2 separate regions of the Mus musculus genome follow, and region 1 is linked to region 2. A link is a contact called in ENCODE Hi-C or POLR2A ChIA-PET data. All regions are on one chromosome and are shown on one strand. The core of a region is the stretch at or near the end of the contact, and the rest is flanking DNA. Distances in the headings are between cores, read along the strand shown.

Region 1 (5,200 bases), core at 1,745-4,244, 49 kb after region 2:
AAATGCAATATGATGTCGTAACCTTGCCAAGCCAAACTGATCAACTCTCTGTGTGTGAGAAACTGTGTGTGTGTGTGCGTGTGTGTGTGTGTGTGTGTGTGTGTGTGTGCAATTATGGTGCAGTGCTGGTGCTGGGGATCAAATCCAGGTCTTCATGCATGCCAGGTGAATAGTCTACCACTGAGCTACATCTCCAGATCAGCTCTCGTGTGTGTACACACATGCATATGTGTACAGGGTTCATGTGTGTACAGGTGTACACATGTGCATGTGAGCGGGTGAAGAGGACAACTTTAGCTGTTGTTCCTCAGGCTCTGTTCGCCTTAATTTTTTGAGACAAGATCTCTTTTATTTGCCTGGAACCAGATGAGCAGGTTAGGATGGCCAGCCAGTGAGCTTTAGAGAGCTGCCCATTCTCCTTCCTAATGTTGGGCTTACAAGTATGTGCTACCACACCCAATTTTTTAAAAAGTGTATTATTTTCATTTGTGTACTCCTCTGTGTGTGTGTGGGTGTGTGTGGGTGTGTGTGGGTGTGTCTGCCATGTATGTGCAGATGTCCATAACACATTGGATTCCCTGGAGCTGGAGTTACACATGGTTGAGAGCTGCCATGTAGGTGCAGAGAGCCAAATTCTGGTCCTCTGCAAGATGTTCTTAAGTGAGCATCTCTCCAGCCCTTCTCTCTCTCCCCCTCTCTCTCTCCCTCTCTATAAGGACTCAGATATACAGAGAAGTTCTTATGGACGTTCTTCAGCCTGGCCTCATCCTTGCTATGTAGCTGAGGCTTGCTTCTACTTCTCAAGGGTGGAGACAAAAGTCCTGTTCTTTCATCTTATGGTGCCTGCCTCAGGAAGAGGGCTGGACAAAGACCCCATCACATCAAAAGTCTGTGTCACGAGGAGACAGCCTTCTCATGAGCGAGCACCTCTAGGTCTTAGGGGGACGGATTGATGTGAGAGAGTCAAAACAAAACACAAGGCCTGGGATACAGATCAGAGGTAAAGCTATTGCTTACCACAAGTGACATCTGGGTTCAGTCCCCACAACTGAAAAAAAAAAAATAAAAACCAGAGATCATCCTCAACATGGTGGTGTATGCCCGCATGAATGTATGCCCAGATTCCTAGAAATCTGGAAGCAGAGGCAGGAGAATCACTGTGTATTTGAGGGCAGCCTGATCTACATAGAGTTCCAGGTCAGTTAAGACTACCTAGCAAGACTCTGTCTCAACAGAAAACAAAGCAAGGGCAGGTGAAATGGCTCAGTGGGTCGAGGTGCTTGCCAGCAAACTTGATGACCTAAGTTCAGTCCCTAGAGGGACCTAGAAGACTGGTAGAAATAAAGAAGCAATTGTCTTCTGACCTCCACACACGCACCATGGCACACACCGCTCTGCTCACCCAGATAAAAACCAAAAAAAAAAAAAAAAAAAAACACACACACACACAAGGGGCTGGGAAGATGACTCAGTGGGCAGGAGGGCTTGCTTCAGGGTAAAAACCTGAGTTTGGCTCCCTAGCACTCTGGTCGATGGAATTAAAAGGATTGCTGGTTGCTGGGCCTAGTTCCACATTCAGTCAGAGAAGCAATTCTACCAACTTCAAAGGTAGAAGGCACAGAGTGACAGAACAGGCAATTTACAGTCCCCCTGATCTTTCTGTTCCTATATGGGCATGCATGCTCACACCCACACACCAGAGAGTCAGTGTGGAAAGGCTGGGACTGTAACCTAGTGGCAGCAAAGGAGGCTCAACCCCTGATATCGAGGGGGAAAATGAGAGTGGATGGTTCTCACACAACTGACAGTCATACTTCACAGACTCAGAGGACTAAGTCAGTGGGGAGGCCCTCCACGGAGCCAGTCCTCCACTAGGGGACTATGATTTACATTCCCCAAGGACTGACTGCCAGTAACAAACAGCTTTTGGGCTCGACGCCTGGCTGCCTGTGATCTAGAGAGGATGGTGGTAACGTCCTCCCTGAAACACCCCAGGAACTAGCTCCCCCCCCCCCTCCCCAGAACCTCAGCATCTACCTCTCTTTTCCTTTCCTTCCATCTCGGCCTAAATGACAGCATAAGATACACACACATCAGATAACCTGGCAGGGTCACAGGTAGGACTGACAAAGTCTCGGGAAGGCTCTCCTGTTACTGTGGGGAAAACGAACCAAGTAGCATAGAAGCATGACCTGCTTTACATACCGGACTGGAGCACCGCTGGGGCCTAAAACAAGGACAAAACACTCAAAGTTACGAAGTCATTCCTCCTGATAGTGGGTACCTGAGGAAATGGGCCTCCTATACAAACAAATCCCTCTTAAGTCAAGTACGTATTTCAGACCTACTTTCCTCAAAGGGCAACATTAAGATGGTAGGATATCTAGACTGTCTGCTGGAGCTTAAACTCTCTGAAAAGCTGATTTAGAAGCTGGTGCGTCCTTAAATGCAAATAAACACACAGGATGATCCTTGACTTAGTCTTTCTTGAGGCTTGTCCTAGGTGGCTTGCACTTTGAGAGCCTGATAGAGTAGTTACGATTAGGGGAATCCACCTAGGGATAACGTCGGTGTGAGGCTGCCAGTCCTGGGCTGACACAGGTTTAGGAGAGCTCCTGTGCAGGTCTCAACAAGGTCTCAACTCAGATACCCAGACAGAGGCTGTGTGGGCACAGAAACTTTGTCACTGCTTGGAAGAGGAGAGGGGAGGAAAGCAATGAACTGCCTCCGAGGTTCCAGCGAATCCAACACGGAAAAGGCACCAGAACCCAGGTCTTCTCTGCCTCCCAGACAGGATCTCTCTCAGACCTGCAACTTTCATCCTTGTTGTGGTCCCGCGGTGACCATTTCCACCAGACATCGTCCTCCTCACCCTCACCTCCCTCACCAGACCCCTTGCTCACCGGACGCGTCCCCAGCGTTCCGGTAAGGGGGGGATCCCACATCCCCCTTTTCGCGCAGCCGTGCAGTGTCGCCTGTCTCGCGCTAGAACTACATTTCCCATTAGGCAATTGAACTCCTGCTCTGCAAAGATCATACGGAGGTCCATAATGGACAATCTTCATCAGTTTTGAGCAGGCGTGAGTCAAAATGCTTCGGCTCCTCCAAGTCTGGTATTACTCCAAGGACGAACTAGAGGGGCGGGGCCTCAGCTATAAAAGCCGAGCTCAGCGGGGAAAGGACGCGGTCTTCCGAGCCCTGGCAGCAACATGTGGATCACTGCTCTGCTGCTGGCCGTGCTGCTGCTGGTGATCCTCCACAGGGTCTACGTGGGCCTTTACGCTGCAAGTTCCCCGAACCCCTTCGCCGAGGATGTCAAGCGACCGCCTGAACCCCTGGTGACCGACAAGGAGGCTAGGAAGAAAGTTCTCAAACAAGGTCAACTGATGGGTTTCAGGCCTGCTCTCGGGCCTTCTGCTCATGTCTCCCCATTAGTAAAGTGCTGGGAAAACTTCTCTTGCACACAGAGGTTCCATAATTTAGTGTTCTTTGCTTCTGAAAGGGTGCAGGCATTACCCTTGGCACGCCAAATTCCAGCCCCGCCAGTTGGAATCTTTTCAGCTCACGGCTTACACAGAATAAGAGACCTTTCCCCTACTTGGGTCTGGAGCCAACTTTTCCCTATACTTCTGTGCATGCTCGGGGGCACAGGGAAGCAGCACTGAAAGTTTTCCTAACAAGCGGGTTGCAGGCAAAATGTAGTCCAGTTCATAGAACTGAAGCTTGATAATAACTTCGGAATTTCAGTACTGGCTAGGGATAAGAACTCCACTCTCCAGTGAACCATCTCTAAAGCACGTGTAGAGTGCTCCCAAGGTTTGTGTTTTTGAGACTGGTCTCACTTTTGTACTGGAGTTGGCTTTGAACTCTCTTCGCAGCCCAGGCTCAAACCCGGAGCAGCCCTCTTCTTCTGTCCCCAGCATGATGAGATAGATTACAAGCATGCACCAGCATGTCTGCCTTTCAACGTTTTACGGAAGTGTTGGAGCTGGGCATAGTGGTGCAACAATTTAATTCCAGTTTGGACTACACAATGAGACCCTGTCTAAATGCACACATCAAACCCCAAAACAACCAAAACCCCCAAATGCAAAACTTTCAAAAAACAAACAAGGATCACCTCTTTGACCTCCAGGAGCCTCTGACTTGTAAATTTTAGCCAAGCCTAGGCTAGCCTTAACTGCACTATTTTTTGGGGACTGACTTTGAACTCCTGATCCTTGTGCCTCTACTTCCTAAGAGGCACCACACCCAGTTATTTTATTATTGTTATTGTTTGTGGATTGGGGGAGAGGCAGGTCTCATACTTGTAGCCCAGGCTAGCTTATAACTTGCTATACAGGACAAGTGTGTCTCAAATTCACAGTGATTCTCCAACCACCATCAGCAAGAGATTACAAATGGTGGGATTACAGATGTGAGCCACCATGGCTTGGATGGAGATTTTTTTTTTATTTTATTTTTTTTAGTTTTTAGTTGTTTGAGACAGTGTTTCTCTCTATAGTTCTAGATGTCCTGGAACTTGCTATTGCTATATAGACCAGGCTGGCCTTGAACTCACTGAGATCCTCCCACCTCAGCCTCCTGAGTGCTGAGACTAAAGCTGTGAACACTTGGCCTTGGGCAATGATGTTTAATGAGCAGATTTACTGGACATAGTGGCACATTCCTGTGATCCCAGCGCTGGGGAGGAAAAGACAGGTGGATCTCTACATAGGGAGTTCCAGCCCAGTTAGGGCTACATGTGTAGTGAAACCGTGTGTCTTAAAAAACACGAATCAATAAAATCAAAGAAAGTAAGTAAATAAAGGAGGAAAGGAAGTAAAAGACTGGGAGAAAACAACAAATCCCAGGTCTTGTGTTGACCGTGCATTCCAGTTTGGTTCTGTGAGGTTCCCGGCACACCAACCTTCCTCCTTTTCTGAGGCTGGTGCTGTGACCTCTCAGAGTAGCAGCCTCTGAGCAGCTCTGCCTGCTCCACCTCCGTTGGCACTCAGAGACCTTGCTTCTTCCAAAGAAACCCAGTTCCCTGAACCACCAGCGTCCCCAGCCCCCACCCTGAGCCTTATTGCCTTTTCTTTCCTCGCTTGCATTCACAGAACTGACGTTACAGCCCTGTGCAGTTGCCATCTTTCTGGTTTTGTTCTACAGTAGCTAGCTGAGTCAGTCCTACTTCCTTTGAAAGGTATCAAATCCCTCA
Region 2 (4,773 bases), core at 790-3,289:
GTGTCAGGTTGACAAAACTCAATAGTGTAGTGTAATTTATCTGTATATTCAAATGTGAGTGCAGTGCTCTCTGTGGCCAGAAGAGGGAGTCAGACCCTTAGAGTTGGAGTTGCAGGCCATTGTGAGGTGCCAGATGTGGCTTCTGGGCACCAGACTCCAGTCTTCTGGAAGAGCAGCAGTTGTTCTTGACCTCTGAGCTGTATCTACCATTTCAGGGGACATCTTTCAGGAACCATTTTGTCCTTTTATTATAGGTTCTGAGGATCGAACTGTGGCCATCATTGCAGAGCAAGCATTTTTACTCACTGAACCGTCCCAGTGACTGCATTTAATGTTGAGAAAACAGTTAATTCTCTCTCTCATGGTATTTTAGCACACAGAACACATTTATCTAGAAGGCATGGGGGTGTACACTGTAATCCCAGTCCTCAGATGGAGGCAGGAGGATCACACATTTGAGGCTAGCTTGAGTTATGTCTTCAGGCTCAGTCTCAAATGAGCAAGCAAATACCAACTCCCCATATCCACTCTGTGCTCTGTTTTCTCCAGGCTTTCCCCTAGCAGCCTCCGAGATAGGTTAGGCTGGTCTGATGGTTGGATAATTAGCAAGCTTGCTTCGGTGCTACCTGGGCCAGGGCCATGACTCTGAACACTAAACTCTATGGCTTAGTGGACTTATGGATCTGACTGTTGACTAACATTCTTCCAGGATGGGCCTGTCAGGGTCCCTGGACATTGAGTCACCCAACTGTAGCTGCTCCTTAGGTGCAAATATTCCTGAACCTCTCAACCTGTGAGTCATGAATCATTTGGCAAAGTTTTATCTCTAAAGTATTTACATTACGAGTTATAACAGTAGCAAATGACAGTTATGAAGTAGAAGGAAGATAATGTTATGGTTGGGGGGGTCACCACAACATGAGGAACTGTATTGCGGGGTCACACATTAGGGAGGTTGAGAACTGCTGACCTAGGGATTAGGAGGGAATAAGAGCCTCCTTGACTGAGCGTCCTGTTTTCTATGTGACTTCGGGCTGTGCCCCAGGGTAAGGCTTTCCTGGGGCCAGCAAGTTAGATCAGACTGATTCTATATTATGGTCCTGTGACTGTGCGAAGGGAGCGGCTGTTGCTTTGGGTTGAGCTTGAAACCATATGCCCTCTGTCCTGGAACTCAAGAGATCCACCTGCCTCTGCCTCCCGAGTGCTGGGATTAAAGGCAAGAGCCACCATGCCTAGCTAAGGGGCATAGAGAGACTTCATGTTTCAAGACACCTTGTGTGGTGCCTCATTACATGTAAATCACTAGTGTTCAGGAAGCAGAGGCAGGATTCTCATAGCATTGAAGCCAATCTGGGCTACAGATTTAGTTTCATAGCAGCCTGGGTGCCAAAGTGAGACGCTGTCTCAGTAAAACAACCAAACAACAGTTGGTCACGATGGTGCACTTTTGTGATCCCAGCATCCGGGAATCAGAAGGGTCAAGTGTTCAAGACCAGTTTGAGCTGCCTTTAGAGGCTAGCCTGACTACATGAGAGCTTGTCTCGAAAACAAAACACCAAAATGAACACACATACACACACACACACACACACACACAGAGAGAGAATGTGTCAGGGCCTCAAACACTCTCTTGGAACTTTGCTTCAAAAACAGACTGGTTTACAGAGAGATTTCCAGGACAGCCAAGGCTACACAGAGAAACCCCGTCTTGAAAAACCAAAAGGAGAAAGAGGAGAAGGAAGGAGGAAGGAGAGGAAGAGGGAGGAGGGGAAGGGGAATGGAGGAGGAGGAAGAGGAGGAGGGAGAAGGAGTAGGTCATCATCACATGTACTCAGGGCAATGAGACAACTAGTCAGGGGGAGGAGGAAAAAGTAGTGTAGGGCCAGTGACCCAACCCAGGAAAAGTGACTAACCAGCCACAGCAGGGCCTGAGCAGACTCAGGCCTCTGCCGGGGCTAGTGAGTGGAATGGGACTTTCCTTGCTGGTCTGACTCTTTAAATTGTTCAGAATCTGCCTTGCCCGAGGCCGCTGTGATGAGACCTAGTCAGGCTTTAACCTCCCAGTGACCATGTCTGAGAAATAGCAGCCTTCCATCCGCATGGCCCAGCCTTGGAGCTGGCTTTCCTGAGCCCTTAGACTTCTGAGTACTGAGCCTCCCCATGGGTGGGGCAGGTGGGTGGGGCAGCCCAGTGGCGAAGAGGGAAGTTAGAAGCTAGCTATCGAGGGGCAAGCTGAGACGAGTTTGAGAAGAAAAGGCCCGTGGAGAGGTAAAACTGGGAAGGGCTCTGTAGAGAAGGGACTAGGACTCTCATGAGTGGGTAGGTGAGGGCTGGCTGCTAGGGTCCGGGAACAGGTGGGAACGGTGTCCCCAGGCGTAAGTCAGCTCAGGTCATTAGCTGTAGTTTTGCAGCTGCAGAGTCTTGAGTGGGTGTGGGTGGGATGTGTTCTAGCTGCTGGGGAGGAGCTGAAGGGTCTGGGCTCATCCTGGTCTGTAGGAGGTGGTGTCAGACCTGAGAGATCCCCAGAAGCCATCAACCTGTCGGGAGGTGAATTCAGATCTGGTGGTGTCTGTCCCCAAGATAGCACTATCCTGGGCCCAGACAACTGGAAGGAAGGGAACTGAGAAGGAACAAGGTAGGTTCAGCTACTTGAGGGACAGTCAGCCAGCCCCCAGTTAGAGGGTTGGCTGGGGACCAGTGTGGAGAGAGATGAAGGTAGAATCTGGGGGTGTGGGGAGCGGGATCTGCTTTGGCCTGTCCTGGGGGTTCAGAGCCACTGCTGTTCCCACTTCTAAGAGACATTGGCCACAGTCAGAAAGTCCTGGGCTTCTTGAATTGGCCCTCTATTTCCTCCCTAGGGCCGCTATTTCAGCTCACACTAACGGGGCGGATATGGTCTTTGAGGGGAAGTGACCTGTTGTGAGTCAGGGTCCAAGAGGGCAAAAATAGCCCCAGTTTTCCTCAGTACTGGGCCACTGATGCACATTGATAGGATCAAGCATTTTGTTGGAGGTAGGAGTGGACTCCACTTCTAAGCCCCCAGTGTGTCCTTAAAAGGTATTCTAGCCAGAGTTAGCCAGCAGGGCACACATCCTCCCCCCCACTGCTCACGACAGTCAGATGGGCCTCGTTGCCCTCTGGCTTTCTGCTTCAAGGCTGCTCCAGGCCTTGCCTGGATGTCGAGATCCTAAGCAATCCCGTTGGTTTTCATCTAGTCCAGTCATTGGATCTCAGCAAGTTAGGACAATCAGACACTTTTCCGGGCACAGTCAGGTGTGTCCAAAGGTCCATAGGCAAACTCAGCTTCCTGCTCCAAAGGTGCTTTCATGTCTCGGGGAGAAAGCCAGCCCCTAAAACTCATCACATTGTGGCACAATGGGGGAAAACGGAGTCCTCAGCAGAGGTGGCCAGCTGTGATGTAGCTCAGTGGTAGAGCATTTTCCAGCTGTGCCCTGTGGCCCTGGGTCTGGTTCCCGGCATGCTTCCCGTTCCCAGTGAAAGACACAGAGGCTGCCTGTGAGGTGGTGAGTTTCCCACCACCAGAAGCATTCAAGAGGAGGATGGCGAAGTGAGCCACAGAAGAGGGCTCGTTCGTGTGCGCTAAGGACTATCTAAGCACTAAAGCCTCTTCTAATGCCGGTCTGTGATTATGTGACGGTCTGATGGGGAGGAAGTTGGTCTGTGGTTTCTTTGGGTATGATGGCTCCCCACTTCCTGAACCTTCTAGGTAGGCCATAAGGCATGGACTACTCCTCATGCTGAGCCCCCCCCCCCCAACAGATCTTGAAGGAATGGAAGTGAATAATAGACTCTGTCATGAATGCTTGTGATAGGGTAGCAGGTGTGCCTTGCTGTTGTTAGCACAAGAAGGTGGCCAGATGTGCTCTAAACCTGCAAGCAGAGGATGATGTGACAATGGGGCTGGGAAAACTCCCACAGGAGCTAAGCCTACCGAGCGGTCGTTTATCCCACAGACAGCTAGGGTTGACGTGTGCCCACAGGGATGGAGGGGCTGTGACACGTACATTGTGGGAGCTTGAGGAGCGGTAGGAACAGGTCACAGGGCTGAAACGAGGAGACAGGAATGGAAGACCCTTCCCCAGGAAAGCCTGACCAGAGCAGGACCTCGAGCTGACGGGAGGGCAGCCGCAGCCCCTATCAGAACCTGGAGCTTCTCTCAGGCTCTGCTACCCAGCCTCTGTCTATGCAGCCTGGTTTTAGCTCAGCTCAGTGTCCCCCATGCACCCCACTCAATTCCTTGGGAGCTGGAATTGAACTTGGAACTCATGCATGCTAGGCAAGCATTGTGCCCCCGAGATCTGTCCCTCGCCCTCTTTCTACTTTTTGTCTTGAGATTGGCCACATTATATTGCACAGGCCTTGAACACACTCAGCATCTGAGGCTGGCCTTGAATGTCTGATAAGTATCTCAGGTTATCAATTAATGGGGATTATATATAGGTTTACACCAGCCTGCCTAGCTTTGTCAGGGGTGTTAAAAGCCTTCCTCTCCACACAGTTGCAGTGCACCAGGTGTTAGACCAAGCTGCTCCCCATAGACCTCACTGCACTAAGGATCACTTTGAACAGCTATTCAGTACACTTGCAGCCTGTGGAGGCAGTTTCTCCAGGCCTTTGTATGCAGTGGTTCTGTTGAAGAATAACTTAGGGGCTGGGGATGTAGCTGACAGTAGAGTTTACCCAGACCTGAATTTGATCTCTAGCTTTGCATAAACCAAACCTGCTGGTAATCCAACATGGGGAAGGGGGCGA

The links. Hi-C counts contacts between places; a loop is a spot of excess contacts on that map. ChIA-PET counts read pairs that join two places held with the same protein, here RNA polymerase II (POLR2A).
Region 1: a map of T-helper 17 cell shows a loop between it and region 2 (1.8-fold over the local background). The contact joins the promoter of Elmod3 here to the promoter of Capg in region 2. A Hi-C loop is called at or near these places in 1 of 37 maps with a recorded cell type or tissue (T-helper 17 cell). POLR2A ChIA-PET finds 5 or more read pairs at or near these places in 3 of 5 experiments (Patski and embryonic stem cell).

What each region holds. Positions count from the first base shown.
Region 1 is chr6:72,595,419-72,600,618 of GRCm38, forward strand. Elmod3 (ELMO/CED-12 domain containing 3) reads right to left here and starts at 2,995. Exons shown (of 12, transcript NM_001253692.1): 1 at 2,904-2,995. Retsat (retinol saturase (all trans retinol 13,14 reductase)) reads left to right here and starts at 3,184. Exons shown (of 11, transcript NM_026159.5): 1 at 3,184-3,378. The coding sequence starts at 3,210.
Region 2 is chr6:72,547,234-72,552,006 of GRCm38, forward strand. Capg (capping protein (actin filament), gelsolin-like) reads left to right here and starts at 2,040. Exons shown (of 10, transcript NM_001042534.3): 1 at 2,040-2,268.